2 separate regions of the Homo sapiens genome follow, and region 2 is linked to region 1. The links are chromatin loops, found by intact Hi-C in ENCODE. Cell type or tissue: IMR-90. All regions are shown on one strand. Each heading gives the region's core, and the rest is flanking DNA. Links, peaks and the distances in the headings are about the cores only.

Region 1 (10,560 bases), core at 2,755-7,754:
TCCTCATGGAGTTGTTGCAAGGAAAGAAATGAAGTCATATAAACACTGTGTTCGTATAAACACTTGTCTGGCAAATTTGGCACTGAATATGTACTGGACTGTGATTATTTTTATTGTTTTTAAAGTCAGCTTCCCTCCCTCCTTCCTCCTCCCTCCTTCCCAAGCTGAATCTGAACCAAGGAAGTCTTCCTACAGAGCCACTGACTGGTCCCCACTAAGGCAGGGGTGGAGGGAGGGGCAGGATGTTTTCCTCTCCAGCCTTTGTCTTGCAGCAGAACCCCTGTCGAGCAACCTGGTCCAAGGCTTCATCCACCTGTCCTGTCCCCCTGCAGCCCACTTTCTCTTTCTTGCAGGCCACCCCTGCCCCCTCTGTCTTGCCCACCTGCTGCTTCATGTGGCCAGCATCTGGCTTTTGTGGAACCCCCCCAATGAGAACAAAGAGAACCCGACTCTCTGGCTGTCATCTCTGATCAGCGCTGTAGTCACTTTCTCTTTTTATTCCTGGCATCCACGAGGTGCTGGGCAGAAGAATTGGGTGCAGAATTGACATTGAACTTGTGCTTGGCAGGGCCTGAACTCTTTGAGGTTTGTGGGTTCCATGAAACTACATGAACTGAGTCAGCTCCAAACAGACTATTACATCTTAGAATGAGACCCCCAGTCCTGTCCCTGGGCTCCCGATCTGGTCCCTATCTGCTGATGTTTTCACTGGCTCATTGCACCCAGCTACCCTCTCTTCTTCACAACGCCTGCCCCAGGGCCTTTGCACAGCCCTTCTTTCTGCCTGGAATACCCTGCCTCAATCTTCCTCTGGCTGATTCCTTGTCATTTTGGACTCAGCCCAACTGCCAGCTTCTCAGAGTCCCACTTCCATCCTGGCCACTCTCTATCCTATCATAGTCTCTAGCATATCTAAAATGATTTTGTTTATTTTCATACCCCTTTCCACAAGAACAGTGGTGCTCAAAACCTCAACATGTATCAGAATCCCCCAGAGGGTTCCACTCCCAGAGTTCCTGCTTCAGCCAGTCCGGGGCAGTGCCCAGAAATCTGCATTAACAAGTTCCCAGGCGACGCTGGTGCTGCTGGTTTGGGGAACACGCTTTGAGAACCCCTGTGTTGGAATTCTCCCTGCATCTGGCTCAGAGTTGGAATGCAAGAAGTAGTCACGGAGTGACTGAGTGAATGCTAGTGGTTGATGATAACAGCAGCGACAAATATTGATTGAGTTCTTACTGGGCCAAGTCACGCAGCACCTGCTCATTTAATTCTTCAACAACCTCATGAGGTCCGTAGGATTATTATTCCTATTTTCTGGTAAGAAAACTGAGGCTCAGAAAGGTAGAGCCCTTGCCTGGGAGGGGGGTGGTGGTCACACAGCAACTAAGTGTCAGAGGCGGGGTTTGAACTCATTTCTGTCTGACTCCTGTTAAGCGGAGGCTTCCCACATAAAAAAGTGGTGGGAATGAATGGCTTTCTCCTTAACTCTGAGTGGTCCCTGTGTTTCCATTTGCTCAGCTTGAGGGAGCAACCCTTTGGGGCTTTTGTAGCAGCTTACACTGGAACTGAGATAAAAAGAAATTATTTAAAGGCTGCATGTAAATATCAAATAATATTGCACATTTGCAGAGCACCTTCAGTTTTAGGAAGCACCTGCATGCAGGTGATCTTGTTTTAGCCTCGCAACCATATGAGTGGTGGGCAGATTAGGCTGCACGCCCAGTTTCACAGATGGGAACATTCCCAGCAGATTTGACTCTCCATCAGTATCTCTGTCCTTCCCAGCCACGGTCCTGAGGGAGGATGGGAGGCTTCTGTGGGCGCATGATTATGTTTGAAACTTGCAGGGAACATGCAGGGGGAAGGCAGAAAGGGCAAGGAGGATGAAAATATTTGTTATTATTTGGAGCAAAATTATTCTTGCCTTCCTTTAAAATATGCTGAGGGGAGATGGCTCCAGTTCATTATAGTCATGATTTTCACTCAGGTGGCTTTTTGCTTTCTCTAATTATTTCCCTGATTACCAACTTATACACTCGTGTGAGAAGTACCCAAGCTATTGTTTGGGAGAGAAAAAGAAAGCACCGCATTGACCATAATTTGCATCCACATTGGTATGTTACTTAGCAATTTTTTTTTTTTTTTGAGACAGAATCACTCTGTCGCCCCGGCTAGATTGCAGCGGCTTAATCTCGGCTCACTGCAACCTCTGCCTCCCAGGTTCAAGCAATTCTCCTGCCTCAGCCTCCCAAGTAGCTGGGATTACAGGCACCCACCACTATGCCCAGCTAATTTTTTGTATTTTTAGTAGAGACGGGGTTTCACCATGTTGGCCAGGTTGGTCTCAAACTCCTGACCTCGTGATTCGCCCACCTCGGCCTCCCAGAGTGTTGGGATTATAGGCGTAAGCCACCATGCCTGGCTTAGTATTTTTTAAACAGCTGCATGGGGACAGGCGTGGTGGCTTACGCCTGTAATCCCAGCACTTTGGGATGCCGAGGCAGATGGATCACTGGAGGTCAGGATTTTGAGTCCAACCTGGCCAAAATGGTGAAACCCTGTCTCCACTAAAAATATAAAATTTGGCTGGGCATGGTGGTGCATGCCAATAGTCCCAGTTACTTGAGAGGCTGAGGCAGGATAATTGTTTGAACCCAGGAGGTGGAGGCTGCAGTAAGCTGAGATCATGCCACTGCACTCCAGCCTGGGCAACAGAGCAAGATTCCATCTCAATAAATAAATAAATAGGCCAGGTGTGGTGACTCACACCTGTAATCCCAGCACTTTGGGAGGCCAAGGTGGGTGGATCACCTGGGGTCAGGAGTTCAAGAACAGCCTGGCCAACATGGTGAAACCCCATCTCTACTAAAAATACAAAAATTAGCCAGGCGTTGTGGTGCACGCCTATAGTTCCAGCTACTCAGAGCGTCGAGGCAGGAGAATGGCTTGAACCCTGGAGGCGGACGCTGCAGACAGCCAAGATTGCGCATTGCACTCTGGCCTGGGTGACAGAGGGAGACTCCATCTCAAAAAAAAAAATAAAATAAAATAAAGTAAAATAAAATAAAATGGGAAAAAAGTCTGGAAGGAAATCCACTTGGATATTTAGCATAGCTGTTCTTTGGTTAAGGGTGATGATTTTCTTTCTTTTGCCCTTCTGCATTTTCTGTCTTTCTGGGCAACAAATAAGTAGTTGTGTAACTTAAATGAGAAAGTTTGAAGGAAAAGAATCCTCCTCGAACCCTGTTTGCTTACTTTCATCTGTACTGTGATACTTTCTTCTCTGCTGCTGATGCCTGGTGGGGCAGGATGCTCTGACCTCCCAGGTTTCAATGGTTTTCTCACTGATTCACCGTCCCTTTGCATCTGTTCAAAAGGAAAAACTTTCTGGGCTGCATCTTTCTAAAGTAAACCTTCCCATGGCTTAGGCAACTCCTGACCACTGCGGGGAGGATTTCCTTGATTGCACCTGTGTCGATCTTCGGCCATAGTCATTGGGCAGTTATCTTGTAGTTGCTTTGATATCTAAATCTCCCATATTAGACTGGAAATTCCTAGATAGCAAGAGCCATCTTTTAATAAACAAAATAATAACGATAAAATATTAAAAACATACTGAGTGTCAGGCGGTGTTCTGAGCTGATTTTGAGGGTTATTTCACTTAATCGTCAGATATCCCCATGAGACAGGGACTTTTGTATTCCCCAGTTTTCAGATAAGAGAATGAAGGCACAGAGGGGTGAACCATGGTACCCAACCAAGGTCACATGGCCAGTAAATTGCGGGGTACCAGCACTTGAGCTCGGGCTGATTCCAGACCGTACACTCTAAACGCAGCACTTTGTTCATTTCCTACAAACTACTTAGCATGGTTGCAAAAGTATCATTGAATGAATTAACGAACAAATGAACTGTCATAATCTAATCACAGAAATTATGTCCTTGGAGGGGAAGGTTGAAGCCTTTATAATTTGCCCTAGGGGAGAGAAGTGAAGCCAAAGCACTTTCTGTCTGTGTATCAGGAATGAGATCGTGTGGGAGGGATAGTGATCAGATAATGAGAGATTTTCTCTCTAAAACAGGGGTTGACCAAGTATAGCCCACGGGCCAAAGTCAGCCCTCCACCTGCTTTTGTAAATAAAGTTTTATTGGAACACTGCCATACCTATTTGTTTCCACTTTGTCTATGGCTGTTTTCACGCTGCAACATCAGAATTGTGTAGTGTGACAGAGACCGTATGGCCCACAAAACCTGAAATATTTACTGTCAAGCTTTTTAGAGAAAATGTTTGCTAACCCTTTTTGTAAAAGACCAAGCTAGAAATAGTGAGTGTCAATTAAAACAAATACATACATGTCTAAGTCAGGGGAGATTTTGGTCTGATGTAAAGAAGAACTTCCTTTTGGAGGAGGGCAATAAATACATGAAGAGGCTGGGGAGGCATTGACTGTGGAGAACTCTGTAGTGGGGGTGAATGAATATTTGCACAAGTGGTACAACATTTATAGGGGGCTGTAATTGATCAAGAACTTCCTATAGTAAGTGCTCAGGGGAAGGCAGGAAGGAGGCACACGCCCAGAGAGGGTGAGATGCCTAGGGTCACACAGCTAGTACCTGGTAGAGCTTGTGCTCAAACCCACATCAGTTTCACCCAAAACTTTCATTATACATGGTCCTGACTGGGCATGGTGGCTCACACCTGTAATCCCAGCACTTTGGGAGGCTGAGGTGGGCAGATCACAAGGTCAGGAGTTCGAGACCAGTCTGGCTAACACAGTGAAACCCCATCTCTACTAAAAATACAAAAAATTAGCTGGGTGTGGTGGTGTGCGCCTGTAATCCCAGCTACTTGGGAGGCTGAGGCAGGAGAATTGCGTGAATCTGGGAGGCAGAGGTTACAGTGAGCTGAGATTGTGCCATTGCATTCCAGCCCGGGTGACAGTGCGAGACTCCGTCTCAAAAACCCAACCCAAAACGTTATGCATGGTCCATTGTGCTGACTTTTGGGGTCTGTTCTGCATCAGACTGAGTTCTTTGGGGAGTGGGGACCACATCTCGTTGTCTTTGGAGTGCTGTACACAGATGCTGTCTGGATAGTACTCTCTGAAGGTCACTCCTATATAGGAGTCTGTGGCTTTCTTTGGGTGAGTGTGACCACCATCCTGATGGGATTCAGAAATGTGGGGTTGCCCTACACTCCGAATTTCCCCCACTGACTTCACTCTTCAAACAGGAAACCTTAAATGGTCCTCCTTTCCCCACACAGAGAACCTGTTGCTTTGAGTTGGGAGGGTGGGAGACGGTACTTCCCTACCCCCAACATCAGCCCTGTCCTTGGGAACAGAGCTCAGTTTAGCTTCATCATCTGATCATTTTCTTTCTTTAGCGCCTTTGTTTCTTTCCTTCTCTATCTGGTACTTTGTGGAGGAGAAATGAGGCAGACCAGCTTTGTAACCGGATACCAGGATGCTCTCAGTGGCTCGGGCTGACAGATTTTTCAAGCTCCACTTGTAAAGACCTTGTGCCATCATGATCACGTAGGGTGGAGGAACTGAGCGTCAGGGCTGCATTGTTGCTTTCAATCCTAGGCTCCTTGCTTGAAAAAGTTAGGGGCACGTAGCTGCTTGGCCGTAGACACTGGGATGCCTTTTCCTCCCAGTGTTTTCTTGGACACCATACGACCAGGGCCACCTCTTGATGGCGCAGTGTCATGTTTGGCCACCAGGAGGCGCTGCCCGATAAGCTTCCTTTAGCGGAGACGTCAAAATTGTCTTGAAATCGGTGCACAAGATGCATAGTAATGTAGAAACTGGCAGGAACCTCGGTCTGATCATCTCAACTTTTAAGTAAGGAAAAACTGAGTCTGAGAGAGGAGGAGGGCTTGACCCAGCTACAGCAGGGACTAATGCTGGCTTAATTCTGTTTCACAGACCGAGCTTTCTCGGCAGGCAGGCTGGAAGCCAGGGGAGACCCTGGGTTTCTTTCCCGGCTGGCCCCTAGTGAACGGCAGAGGCATCTATCAGAGCAGCCTACTCCGACGGGGCCTTGCTGCCACTCACCTTCCTTCCGCATTCATGTCATGATGCTCTTGCGTTGGTCTCCCTGCCACACTGCAAGACCAATTAAGAGGAGAAAATGAACTGTAAAGAAGGAACATTGAAATGCAGCCTCCAAATAATAACTAGTGGAGATGCAAAGGGAGCTCCGAAGCGACAGAAAAAACTCTAGGCAGTGGCTTCATTCCCTTGGGAGACATCTGGAAAGAGCTTGGGGCCCGGCCTGGGGCACCCCCAGCTGCATGGGAGCCCTCCCGAGAGGCTGTCTAAAGAATGGCTACGATGAGAAGTGGCTGGACTTGCTTCAGTTGAAATCAGTGTTCTGGTGCTTGCCACATTCCCTGCAGTGGGGTGCACTGATAAAAAAGACACGGGCCACAGTTGGCAAGGGGCTGGGCCTCCCGGCTGCGTCATTCAGCTGCCCTGGTTGGTTTGTGGCACAGTCAGGAAGGCATATGAGTCCTGAGCCTGGGATGTGAGTCCTGCCTGGGCCACGGGTCCAGCCTCTTCCCTATCGGAACCTCTGTCTTTGAAACAGGCATCATGATAGCGAGTCTTTTAGTGTTGTGATGTTTAAGGGAGGTGATGTGTGCTTTTGCCTCTGTCTGGGACAACCTCTCCATCTGAGCGGGACTTTGCTGTGCTCCTTTTGGCTGGGGTGAATTGGGAATCATACAACCCAAAGAGAATGGTGAAGTGAAAGGTTTCTCTCCATTTCCTAATAAGTACGGTGTTGGCATTGCCTGTTCTGCCTCCAGTATCTTTCTGGAAGGTAGATTCCACAGGAACTGAATGGTCTCGGGGCCCCAGAGCTGTTGAAGTCCACTCCATGATGGGTACCGACAGTTGAGGGTGTTGCCTGTGACTTCCATCAGGCCCTAAACTTGACGATGCTACTGCCCTGTGGATGGAAGACAGTGTTCTGACCCCTTTTAGTACTTTGGAGCAGAAAAAAGTTAGCACCCAATCGCAATCTTCTTTTAACATATTTGGGAGGTTGGGAAAAGTTTCCCAATAGTCTTTTATGGAAATATTTTTACTCCCCAAGAGTGGGCAAGTTTCTAGACTAAAGGGATTTTCTGTAGGGGGTTGTCAGTTTACGGAGGGTACTTCCTAACTGCAGACTGTCTGGAGGCTGTAGGGTAGGCGGCCTTGCTTAACAACAGTGCTCATCGTTAATCCTCTCTGATGTCAGTCATTACATCTCAGGTCCCAAGTAGGAGGTTTTCTTGGTGGTCTCCAATTACAGCACAAAAAGGGCTAGCCCCTAGGGTTTCTCAACCTTGGCACTGTTGACATTTGGGGCTGGAAAATTGTGGTGGGGACTGTCCCATGCCTTGGAAGATGTTTAACAGCATCCCTGGCCTCTACCCACTGGATGCCAGTAGCATCCAACCCCCTAGCCCCTGGTAGTGACCATCAAAAATGCCTACAGACACTGTCAAATGTCCCCTGCGGCAAAATCACTCTGGGCTGAGAGCCACTGGCTTGACTGATCCTAAGCGCTCCAGGAACATAGCCGCTTTGGTTCTAAGGAGGAGGATAATGATTATGACGACACTGACGACAACTTCTGTATTCTGAGGCCAGATGAAAGCCAGGAGCTTTTGTGAACACTGAGGTTCTGTAAAGCACAGAAAACCATAACTGAGTTGGGGTTTGGCTTATCATGCCCAGAGCATGGTTTTCCCAGGGGTCTTTAGTCCAATTAACAGGAACCAGATGAAAGCGAGGAACCGTGATATACCACCCTCCCTCCAACTCGCCATGCACACACATACATGCACCATCTCTCCCTGTCTCCCCAGGGACCTTGTTAAAACTTCCATCAGTTTTGCAGATAAACAGCTCCTGATCACCCATGAAAGGGGGCAACAGCAGACGGAGCTCAGGGCTGGAGGCAGGATGCTTCGGTTCTGGCTCTGCCCCTGACTTCTCTGGTTATGGGAGCCTGGGTCAGCCACATGGCCTCACTGAGCCTGGTGTCTTGGTCTGCCAAATGCCTGAGGACAGGATGGATGGCCCATAAGCCCCTTTTTCCCTGGACTCTGTGTCTCGGGTTCGATTTTCATGCCCAGCCAGTGAGCTGCCAGCAGAAACTGCATCCCTGCCCTCGAAGACGGCTCTCTGGTTTACCCGCACAGCTTCTAACTGTTGTTACTATTACTGCATTGATCCCTATATCCACTCAGTGACACCTTTTTTGGATTCTTTGAACATAAAAAAATTAATTCCCACCTTTGCATTTGTTTCTTCTGCCTGCAATACTGTTTCTGTGAGCCAGCTCCTTTTCATTATTTGGGTCTCAGCTCAAATGCTGTAGGAAGTACTCAGTGCATGGTATTAGTGTGATTATCATATATTACTATTAGTATGATTCTCATTGCTCTTCTCAGGCTGGGGAAGCACAGGGGCTGGGAAGCCCAGAGGAGGAGCCTCACCGCAGCCCGAGCAAGGTCAGGGGAAGTTTTCTAGGAGAATAAACCCCTCCATTGAGTTCAAAGGCTATGTTTGGGCTTCTCCTGTTGCCTCCTGGGTTGATTATTTTATTTTATTGCCTATCAAATGCCAAATCTCCAATCTACTCAGGACAGTTTCTTTTTTCATTCAAATCACCATAGCTCAAAAAAAATCCCTACCCCGCCCCCCACCCCCAGTATCTTTTTGGACCATTTTGTGATGTCAAAGCTGCCTGCAAACTTTCAGTATTGAAGTCAGTAACATACGGTGCCCTGGAAAAGGTGTACTTGTTTTGTTTGGATTTTGGAAAGAAGGACAGAGTTGTACTCAACTACATCCACTTTCCTTTGATCTTTGTACCACTGACCAGAGGGTGGAAGCAGAATTTACCTGAAACTCCTTTTAACTTCGGATCATGGTCTTTATTCAGCCGAGTCCTTCGGATTCTTGGGTGATGCCAGTTCTGTTTTTTTTTTTTATTTTTTTTGAGACAGGGTCTCACTCTCTTGCCCAGGCTTGAGTGCAGTAGCCTGATCTTGGCTCACTGCAACCTTTGCCTGCCAGGCTCAAGCCGTCCTCCTCCCTCAGCCCCCAGAGTAGTTGGAACTATAGGGGTATGCCACCATACCTGGCTAATTTTTTTAATGAAAATTTTTTTTTTTGTACAGACAGGGTTTCACCATGTTGCCCAGGCTGGTATTGAACTCCTGGGCTCAAGCGATCCGCCTGCCTCGGCCTCCCAAAGTGCCCCGCCAGGTGTTGCCGGTTCTAAGACAAGATACTGTGATTTTTTGGGAAATCACGGTAGGGGAATTATGACATCAAGGTGGGTTCAAAATAGGTTGAGATGAAAGAGCTTGTAGATTTCTTCATGAAGGAAGGACTTAGTGTCCGGTGGTCTTTTCTGAATATTCATGATGCCACTGAATGTGGAAAAAGAGGATTTAAAATGCACCCCTGGCCAGGCACAATGGCTCATACTTGTAATCCCAGTGACTTGGGAGGCTTGCTTGAGTGACAGGAAGATTGCTTGAGGCTGAAGTTCAAGACTAGCCTGGGCAACATAGCAAGACCACTTCTCTACAAAGAATAAAAAAATCAGCTGGGCTTGGTCGTGTGTGCCTGTAGTCCCAGCTATTCAGGAGGCCAAGGCTGGAGGATCTCTTGAGCCTAGGTGTTTGAGGCTGCAGTGAGCTATGATCATGCCACTGCACTCCTGCCTGGGTGGCGGAGCAGGACCCTGTCTCTAAGAAAACTCCAACCCCCACCCCCAAATGCACTCCTGTCCCAAGGGTTTCTGCACAGATATTTAACATTCCTCTACTATGTATAAGGCATTGGTCCACGTTTACAGTGTGCTAGACACATCATGTGTGAGGAATTTCCATGGATGACTTCCTTTGATTTTTATTACAACTTTCTAAGCTATGAGTTGTCCCGTCCCTTGTAAAAAGGGAGGAGATAGAATTCAGAGAGGTGCCTGGGCCTAGCAAAGGCCGCACAGCTTGGGTAAGTCACAAAGCCAGCATTGTGCTCAGAACTTAGGGTGAAACCACCACTACATACCGCCCCACCTTCCCGCCTCCACCACCCCCCGCCCCACGAAGGCTCTGAAAGAGCAAAAGGAAGGCAGGGTATTTGTTGGGAGCCCACGTGCTGTGCAGAAGCCACTTGGCCAGGGTCATGCCACTGGTCTCTCCTGGGTCTGTCTGAAAGCCCGTGGACTTCAAGAGTTCAGACTGATTTTCAAGGGACGTAAACCCATCACCTGCAGTGACCTGTTGTCCCAGGCAGCAGTGCATTGGCCTGTGCCTAGGTAAGGCTGGTGGATGGCTTCATAGCCTAGGAGTAGGTTGGACCCAAGGCAGAAGGTGAGAAGTAGGGAGAAGTGAGATGACTTAGGAAGGGCTAGAGACAAGGCCTGGGGTCTGAAGGAGCACCCTGCTCTCTAGGGCTCTGGAAAGGGCAGATTGGAATGCTGATGCCATCCTGCCTCCAGCTTGCTCTGTGACATCAGGCAGCTACTGGCCTGACCTCCGTGGC
Region 2 (8,056 bases), core at 2,980-7,979, 1.1 Mb after region 1:
AGTGTAGTCAAATGACACTTGCGGTGCGATTTCAAGGGAAGGAGGAGAAGATGGAGAGATGGAAAGTGGAGAGCAAGGCAGCGCGGGTGGCACAGACACCGACAATTGCTTTCTGTGCCACTTGGTGGCACCAATGCCATAGGTTTTCTGTCCTCAATGTGATCGTTGTCTAGAGATTATGGGCCCCGTGCCTGCGTGGAGCTCTCTCTCCTGAAAACAATGAAGCTGTTTCTATAGATGAGAACCATCTGGTGGGGATGACAGATCAGGACTCTTTCCTGGGTCCGGGCGATTTTGTGAACAGGGACTCAGGAAAGTAGCCCTTGCAGAAGAGGGAACTGGGCATGCTGCTGGTGCAGAGAAGACCCAAGGCTTAAATAAATACTCACAGCTACCCCCTTCTTCCTCCTGCACCCTCCGCCAACACGAAAAGTGGGATAGGCCTCTTAACCATTCATACTCAGACAAAGAAAAACATTTATGAAGCACTTGCCATGTGCCACTCTGCACGTGCAGCGTCCCATCCCCATCTTCAGAGACCAGCATTCTTCTTTTGTGTGTGTGTGTGAGAGAGAGAGAGAGAGAGAGAGAGAGCAAGACAGGGTCTCACTCTGTTACCCAGGCTGGAGTGCAGTGGCGCGATCTTGGTTCACTGTAGCCTCAACCTCCCAGGCTCAAGTGATCCTCCCACCTCAGCCTCCTGAGTAGCTGGGACTGCAGGCACACATCATTACACCCAGTTATTTTTTAAAAATGTTTAGTAGAGATGGGGATCTCGATATATTGCTCAGGCTGGTCTTGAACTCCTGGGCTCAAGTGATCTGCCTGCCTCAGCCTCCCAAAACGGTGGGATTATTATAGGCGTGAGCCACTGCACCCAGCCAGGCATTCCTTTTCTTTTTTCTCTTGGAATGGAGTCCTGTCACCCAGGCTGGAGTGCGGTGGCGCGATCTCTGCTCACTGCAACCTCTGCCTCCCGGGTTCAAGCGATTCTCCTGTTTCAGCCTCCCAAGTAGCTGGGACTACAGGTGCATGCCACTATGCCTGGCTAATTTTTGTATTTTTAGTAGAGATGGGGTTTCATCATGTTGGCCGGCTGGTCTTGAAGTCCTGACCTCAGGTGATCTGCCCACCTTGGCCTCCCAAAGTGCTGGGATTACAGGGCATGAATCACCGCGCCCAGCCAGGTGTTCTTTTTTGTCATTTTATAGAGGAAGTCTCAGACGCTCAGGTTAATTTTAGCACAAGTTTACACCATGACATGGAGGAGCCACCTGCAACTCCAATCTGCGTGCAAGCAGGGCCGGGGCAGCGCGTTGCCTTGGCACGTTTTGATCACCCTTTGTTGTTTCCTGTGGGCAGGGGCTGTGCCTCAGTCTCTTATTTCTGGGCCCATTGGCCTGTCTATGAAAGGATGTCAACAGGATAATGCATGGGGTCCTTCCAGCCCTGGTATTCTAGAATTGTAGTTGGTGGCTTCTAGGACCTGGAAGGTGTTGCTTGAAACCAGTGCTGTTTAATCAGTGGGAGATTTTACACCACCCACTTCAAGCAATGTTTGAAGACATTTTGTTGTTGTTTTTGTTTCTTTGTTTGTTTGTTTTGAGACAAAGTTTTGCTTTGTGGCCCAGGCTGGAGTGCAGTGGCACAATCACTGCTCACTGCAGCCTCGAACTCCTGGGCTCAAGTGATCCTCCCATCTTAGTCACCTGAGTAGCTGGGACTACAGGCATGAGCCACCATGCCTGACTAATTTTTAATTTTTTTTTTTTTAGAGATGGGATCTTGCTGTGTTGCCCAGGCTGGTCTCCAATCCCTGATCTCAGGTGATCCTCCCACCTCAGCCTCCCAAGTAGCCGGGACTACAGGCCCATGCCACCACACCTGGCAAAAACCCATGCTGTTTAACCAGAGGGAGATTTTGCCCCCAGGGGATATTTGGCAATGTTCGAAGACATTTTTGATTGTCAAAAAATTTATGTGCAGGGGTGCTACTGGCATCTGGTGGGTAGAGGCCAAGGATGTTGTTCAACATCCCACAACACCCAGGACAACCAGCCCACAACAAAGAACTCACTGGCCTGAGTGTCAGAAGTGCTAAGGCTGAGAAACCCTGGGTTAAACTTTGTGACCCCTTGCATGGCAAGGATACGGAATTTTGAGCCCTGAGTATTCACGCAGCAGGTATTTAAAGGGTGCTTACTCTTCGCCCAGCTCTGTGTAGGTACTTGGGGAGTATACAGAACTGGAAGATGCTTCATCCCTTCCGGGGCTTAAAACTGAGTTGCTCCAAGCCTCTGGTTCTGGACACATTGTGCCTGAGCACCCTTAGATGTTGATGCTACCATCCCTCTTAGGATAAAATACCACTTTGGATTTCCAAAGAAAATATTTTATCCTCAACAGAGTAGCCACTATTTATTTATTTATTCCTACCTCATGCATAGAGCTACACTGAGTGTAGCTGGTTTATTTTCAAAAAGAAGTTGAGGAAATGCCACACATTAGACTCAAGGAAGAAAGTTAGAATCAGATGTGCAACTGTAAGCCAGCAACACAGTTGATGCAAGTAAGCTTCCTGGCAGCAAGGGCAAAAAGGGAAATAATCCTTCATGATAATATAAAGCATTGAAGGGACTGTATTACTGTCTCCTCAAAGGGTACAAAGTCTTGAATAAAATTTTAATGTAGGCTTCACACAGAAGATACTGCTTAGTATTTGGTAATGCGTACTATGTTCACCAGGCATATCAAAGGCAGGCATTTCTGGGTTTTGGATGGAATGATAAATTAGGAATGATATCTGTCTTCAGATGTCTGTTGGAGAAGATAAGCAATTATGCCACTACCTGTTAAACAGGGTTATAAATGTGAGGATAAAAGGAGTGTTACTATGTGAGTGAGGCAGGCAGAGAAGACTTACAGAATAAAACAATATGTTTTTATTTTTATCTTTTAATTTTTTTTTTTTTTGAGACAGGGTCTTGCTCTGTCACTCAGGCTGGAGTACACTGGTGTGATCACGGTTCACTGCAGCCTCAACCTCCCAGGCTCAAGTGATCCTCCCACCTCAGCCTCCGGAGTATCTGGGACTACAAGTGCACACCACCATGCCCGGCTAATTTTTTGTATTTTTGTAGAGACGGGGTTTTGCCATGTTGCTCAAAGTGGTCTTGAACTCCTAGACTCTAGCAATCTGCCCACCTTGGCCTCCCAAAGTGTTGGGGTTATAGACACATTTTAAAATACATATATATATTTTTCTAATTGCAAATTAATACACTGCATTACAGAAAATTAGAGCAATACAAATATGAAGGAGAAAATAAAAGCTCCATAACCTTTCTACCTGTAGACAACCACTGTTATCCTTTGATGTGTATCTATTTTCATGCACACATGCGCTTATATATTAATATATTTAATAGAAACAAAAATTGGAATCTCATTATATTTTACCATGTTGTAACCAAATATCCCTTAAAGGGCTTTGAAGGATGAGTTGGAGAGAAAGTGAGTTGCACGCCACTGCGGAGTTGGGCAGCCAGAGTCAATTTCCACCACGCATGCATGGATCATGGAGAGGGGTGAAATCCCACATTTCATTCTGCATCTCCAAGGGCCATCATTCACAGGGAGCTATGGAACCCAGCAGCCCTGGGGCCCCATTCTCTCTCTCTCCCTTTCTTCACCTAACAATGTAATGGGAATGGTTTTCCATGTTAAATAGTCTAGCATTTGATTTTTTGGTAACAGCTTTATTGAGATATAATTTACTTACAATTCACCCATTTGAAGTATACAAGTCAATGACTTTATTCACAGAGTTGTGCATCCATTACCACTATCAATTTTATTGATTGATTGATTGATTGATTGATTGAGATGGAGTTCCGCTCTTGTCAGCCAGGCTGGAGTGCAGTGGCACAATCTCAGCTCACTGCAACCTCCACCTCCCGGGTTTGGGTGATTCTCCTGCCTCAACCTCCCGAGTTGCTGGGACTACAGGCACATGCCACCATGCCCGGCTAATTTTTGTATTTTTAGTGGAGACAGGGTCTTTTTAGTAGAGTCTTTTGTGTCTGGCTTCCTTCACTTAAAATGATGTTTTCAAGGTTCAATCATGTTGTAGCATGGACCAGTACTCCATCCCTTTGTATGACCGAATAGTATTCCATTGTGTGGCTATACCACATTTTGTTAAAATACTCATCTGTTGATGGACATCTGGATTGTTTCCGCTTTTGGCTCTCATGAATAATGATTTTTTTCTGTTCTTTTCTTTATTTCTTTTTTTTTTTTTTTTTGAGACAGTCTCGCTCTATTGCCCAGGCTGGAGTGCAGTGGTGCGATCTTGGCTCACTGCCACCTCTGCCTCCCGGGTTCAAGTTATCTCCTGCCTCAGCCTCCCAAATAGTGGGATTACAGGCATGTGCCACCATGCCTGGCTAATTTTTGTATTTTTTTTTTTTTTAGTAAAGACAGGGTTTCGCCATGTTGGCCAGGCTGGTCTTGAACTCCTGACCTCAAGTGATCTGCCCGCCTTGGCCTCCCAAAGTGCTAGAATTACAAGCGTGAGCCACTACACCTGGCCAATAATGCTGCTTTAAAATTCATGTCCAAGTTTTTCGTGGACATGAATTATGTTTTTAGTTTTCTTGGGATATGAAAGAGTGGAATTGCTGGGTCAAATTTGATCAGTGTTTCCCCTTTTGAGGAACTACTAGACTGTTTGCCAAAGCAGCTATACCATTTTGCATTTCCACCCACAATGTACAAGGATTCCAATTTCTCATCACATCCTTGCCAACACTTGTCATTGTCTGCTTTTTAAAATTATAGCCATCCTAGTGGATGTAAAGTGGGGTCTATCGCAGGATGGTTTTGACTTGCACATCTCTGATGGCTGATGATGTTGAACATCTTTTCATGTGCTTATTGGCCATTTGTGTATCTTCTCTGGAGAGAGATGTATCTAAATCCTTTGCCCATTTTAAAATTAGCTTTTATGTCTTTTCATTTTTGAGTTGTTAGAATTCTTTATATATTCTAGATCAGATTTGCAAATATTTCCTCCCTTTCTGTGGTTGGTTTTTTTCACTTTTTTGATGGCGTTCTTGGAAGCATAGAAGTTTAATTTTGATGAAGTTCAATTTGTCTAATTTTTTTTTCTTTTTTTCTTTTTTTGAGACAGAGTCTCACTGGGTCACCCAGGCTGGAGTGCAGTGGTGTGGTCTCAGCTCACTGCAACCTCTGCCTCTGAGGTTCAAGAGATTCTCCTGCCTCAGCCTCCAGAGTAGCTGGGATTACAGGTGCATGCCACCATGCCCGGCTAATTTTTGTGTTTTTAGTAAAGATGGGGTTTTGCCATGTTGGCCAGGCTGGTTTTGAATCAGCCTCAAGTGATCTGCCTGCCTCAGCCTCTCAAAGCCCTGGGATTACAGGCATGAGCCACCGTGCTCAGACCACCACTTGGTTTTCTAATGACTGAAGATATTCCTTGGAATGGATGTGCCATAAGGGGATCATTGTTTGACCCTAATTTGCATCAAGTTCTTTGTTTTAACTCCCACCCCCATGTCTTTATTCTGGAGATTATCTGGAGTTCAAGCTCAAGCCAATTGCAAATTTCATCCGATCCTTGCAGCTGTTTTAAACACGTCATTGGTCGACCTTCCTCTGTTCCTCCCTCCCAAATGTGTTTAGTGGTGTTCGGACCTCTGCAAAGCAATAGATGAGGTTCCCAAGTCTCCAAGTAGCCAGCTTCAGGTGCCCTGTCCCTGACCTTTCATTGCCCGGGGTTGCACTAATGCAACATTGCAGGATCACGTCGCCATCTGCTGGCAAATGTGGGCAAATGCAATGCCAGGAACCCTACGATTTAGCCGTCTGTTGCTTCTCCAAGGCAGATTGGCAAGTCTATCATTCCTTTATTTATTTTTATTTTTTTATTTTTATTTTTTTGAGATGGAGTCTCACTTTTGTCGCCCAGGCTGGAGTGCAGTGGTGCGATCTCGGCTCACTGAAGCCTCCGCCTCCCAGCCATCGGCTGATTCTTTTCATTCTGGCCGACTCCTGTTGCTTTGTAAGGGCCTTCCCAACCTTTGGAGGTAGTGTCTAAATACTAAACCACTTATAAAACGGAATCTGTTTTCTACAAAGCAAGGAAGTTTATGTACTTCTTGTTCCACGGGCAACTCTTGGTGCCTGAAAAATGTCATCACCGAGTAGGAAGCAATAGGTTATTTCAGGCGAGGAAAGGACAATGGATACAAATAGTTTCTTGTGTCATAATGGTCATATTGTCAGCATTATATTTGTTAAGTCTCTGATTCTCCCGAAGCCAGAATTCTCTCTGGCGCATCATTATTCCTGCCTCTCCCAGGCCTCTGGGTCGATGCACTGTCCCTGCCTGCTGATGAGAAGAGGAGGCCCTGAAAAGACAAATGATTGACCTTTGATTGTTTTCTAGAACAGCAGCAACTTTGTATTTTTCAAGGAATGATAGGCCAGGTGCAGTGGCTCACACCTGTAATCCCAGCACTTTGAGGGGCCAAGGCGGGCGGATCACTTGGGGTCAGGAGTTGGAGACCAGCCTGGCCAACATGGGAAACCTTATGTCTACTAAAAATACAAAAATTAGCCAGGGCTGGTGGCATGCACATGTAATCCCAGCTACTCGGGAGGTTGAGGCAGGAGAATCGCTTGAACCTGGGAGGTGGAGGTTGCAGTGAGCAGAGATTATGCCACTGCAGTCCAGCCTGGGTGAAAAGAGTGAATCTCCATCTGAAAATAATAATAATAATAATAATAATAATAATAATAATAATAATAATGGAATGATAGACTAGCTAGGGAGTGAAATCATCAGTACCCAGGATACCATCTTATGCTCAGGAGATATTTTAATAAGTATTTAGTGAATGAATCAAAAAGATCAATCATTCTGTATGTTGACTTTTTTGTTTTTTTTTTTTTGAGACAGGGTCTCATTCCTTCACCCAGGCTGGAGTGCAGTGGTGCGATCACGGCTCACTGCAGCCTCAACCTCCCAAGGTTCAAGTGATCCTCCTGCCTCAGCCCCCCAAGTAGCTGGGACTACAGGCACAAACCACCATGCCCAGCTAATATTTGTATTTTTAGCAGAGACAGGATTTCGCTATGTTGGCCAGGCTGGTCTCGAACTCCTGGACTTAAACAATCCCCCCGCCTCGGCCTCCCAAAATGCTGGGATTACAGGCGTGAGCCACCATGCCCGGCCTTGACTTTTGACTCACTTTTCTTTTTACCATACCCAGCTGCTTTATCCTGCCCTAAATGCCTCAGTCGTTTCAATAAATATTTGTAACACTGTTCAATGAGAGCATGTGTTTATAACTTTTCTTTCAGTCTTTAACAAAAGGCACAAAAATGTGATTTTCTAAAATGTACGGAAAAATGTGTACACAAATATTTACAACAGCACTATTCCAGTAGCCACAAGGTAGAAATAGCCCAGATGTTCATCAGCAGAGGAATATTTAAACAAAATGTGGTCTACCCATGCAGTGGAATATTATTCAACCATAAACAAAATGTGGTCTACCCAAACAGTGGAATATTACTCAGCCACAAAAAGGAAGGAAGTGCTGATCCATGCTACAACATGGATGAAACTCGGCAGCCTGATGCTAAATCCTAAACAAGAAGCTAGTCACAAAGGCCACATCATCTATGATTCCACTTAACGAGAAATGGCAAATCGGAATATAGGCACATCTGTAGAGACAGAAAGTAGATTAGTGGTTGCTTGGGGCTGAAGGGACTGGGGGAAATGGGGAGTGATGGCTAATTGATATGGGATTTCTTTCAGGGAGGTAATGAAAATATTCTAGAATTGATTGTGAGAATGGCTGTGCAACTCTGAATATACTAAGAAATATACGAAGATGGCCAGGGGCGGTGGCTCATGCCTGTAATCCCAGCACTTTGGGAGGCTGATGTGGGAGGATCACTTGAGCCCAGGAGTTTGAGACCAGTCTGGGCAGCATAGTGAGACCCCAGCTCTTCAACGAAA

What was found. A loop is a pair of places that touch in the nucleus more often than their neighbours do. Peaks named below come from ENCODE experiments on the same cell type or tissue, not always from the same donor. Only the 100,000 strongest peaks of a DNase experiment are listed, where the experiment ranks them.
Region 2: a loop joins it to region 1, with 25 times the contacts of the local background. A loop is called at or near these places in 4 of 110 quality-filtered maps.

Annotation. Positions count from the first base shown.
Region 1 is chr12:117,832,585-117,843,144 of GRCh38, reverse strand. The region is part of intron 3 of KSR2 (kinase suppressor of ras 2); the gene reads left to right. LOC105370011 (a long non-coding RNA gene) reads right to left here and starts at 10,379. Exons shown (of 3, transcript XR_945403.3): 1 at 10,296-10,379; 2 at 8,908-8,980. RefSeq lists an enhancer at 6,381-6,926. In IMR-90, for the core only: a CTCF peak has its summit at 5,726 (motif pointing right); a DNase peak (open chromatin) is centred at 5,744.
Region 2 is chr12:116,701,171-116,709,226 of GRCh38, reverse strand. No RefSeq gene overlaps it. Among named protein-coding and RNA genes, the nearest start is that of SPRING1, 33 kb to the left of the region's middle. RefSeq lists enhancers at 1-55, 1,356-1,405. In IMR-90, for the core only: a CTCF peak has its summit at 5,836 (motif pointing left); no DNase peak of the experiment used is centred there.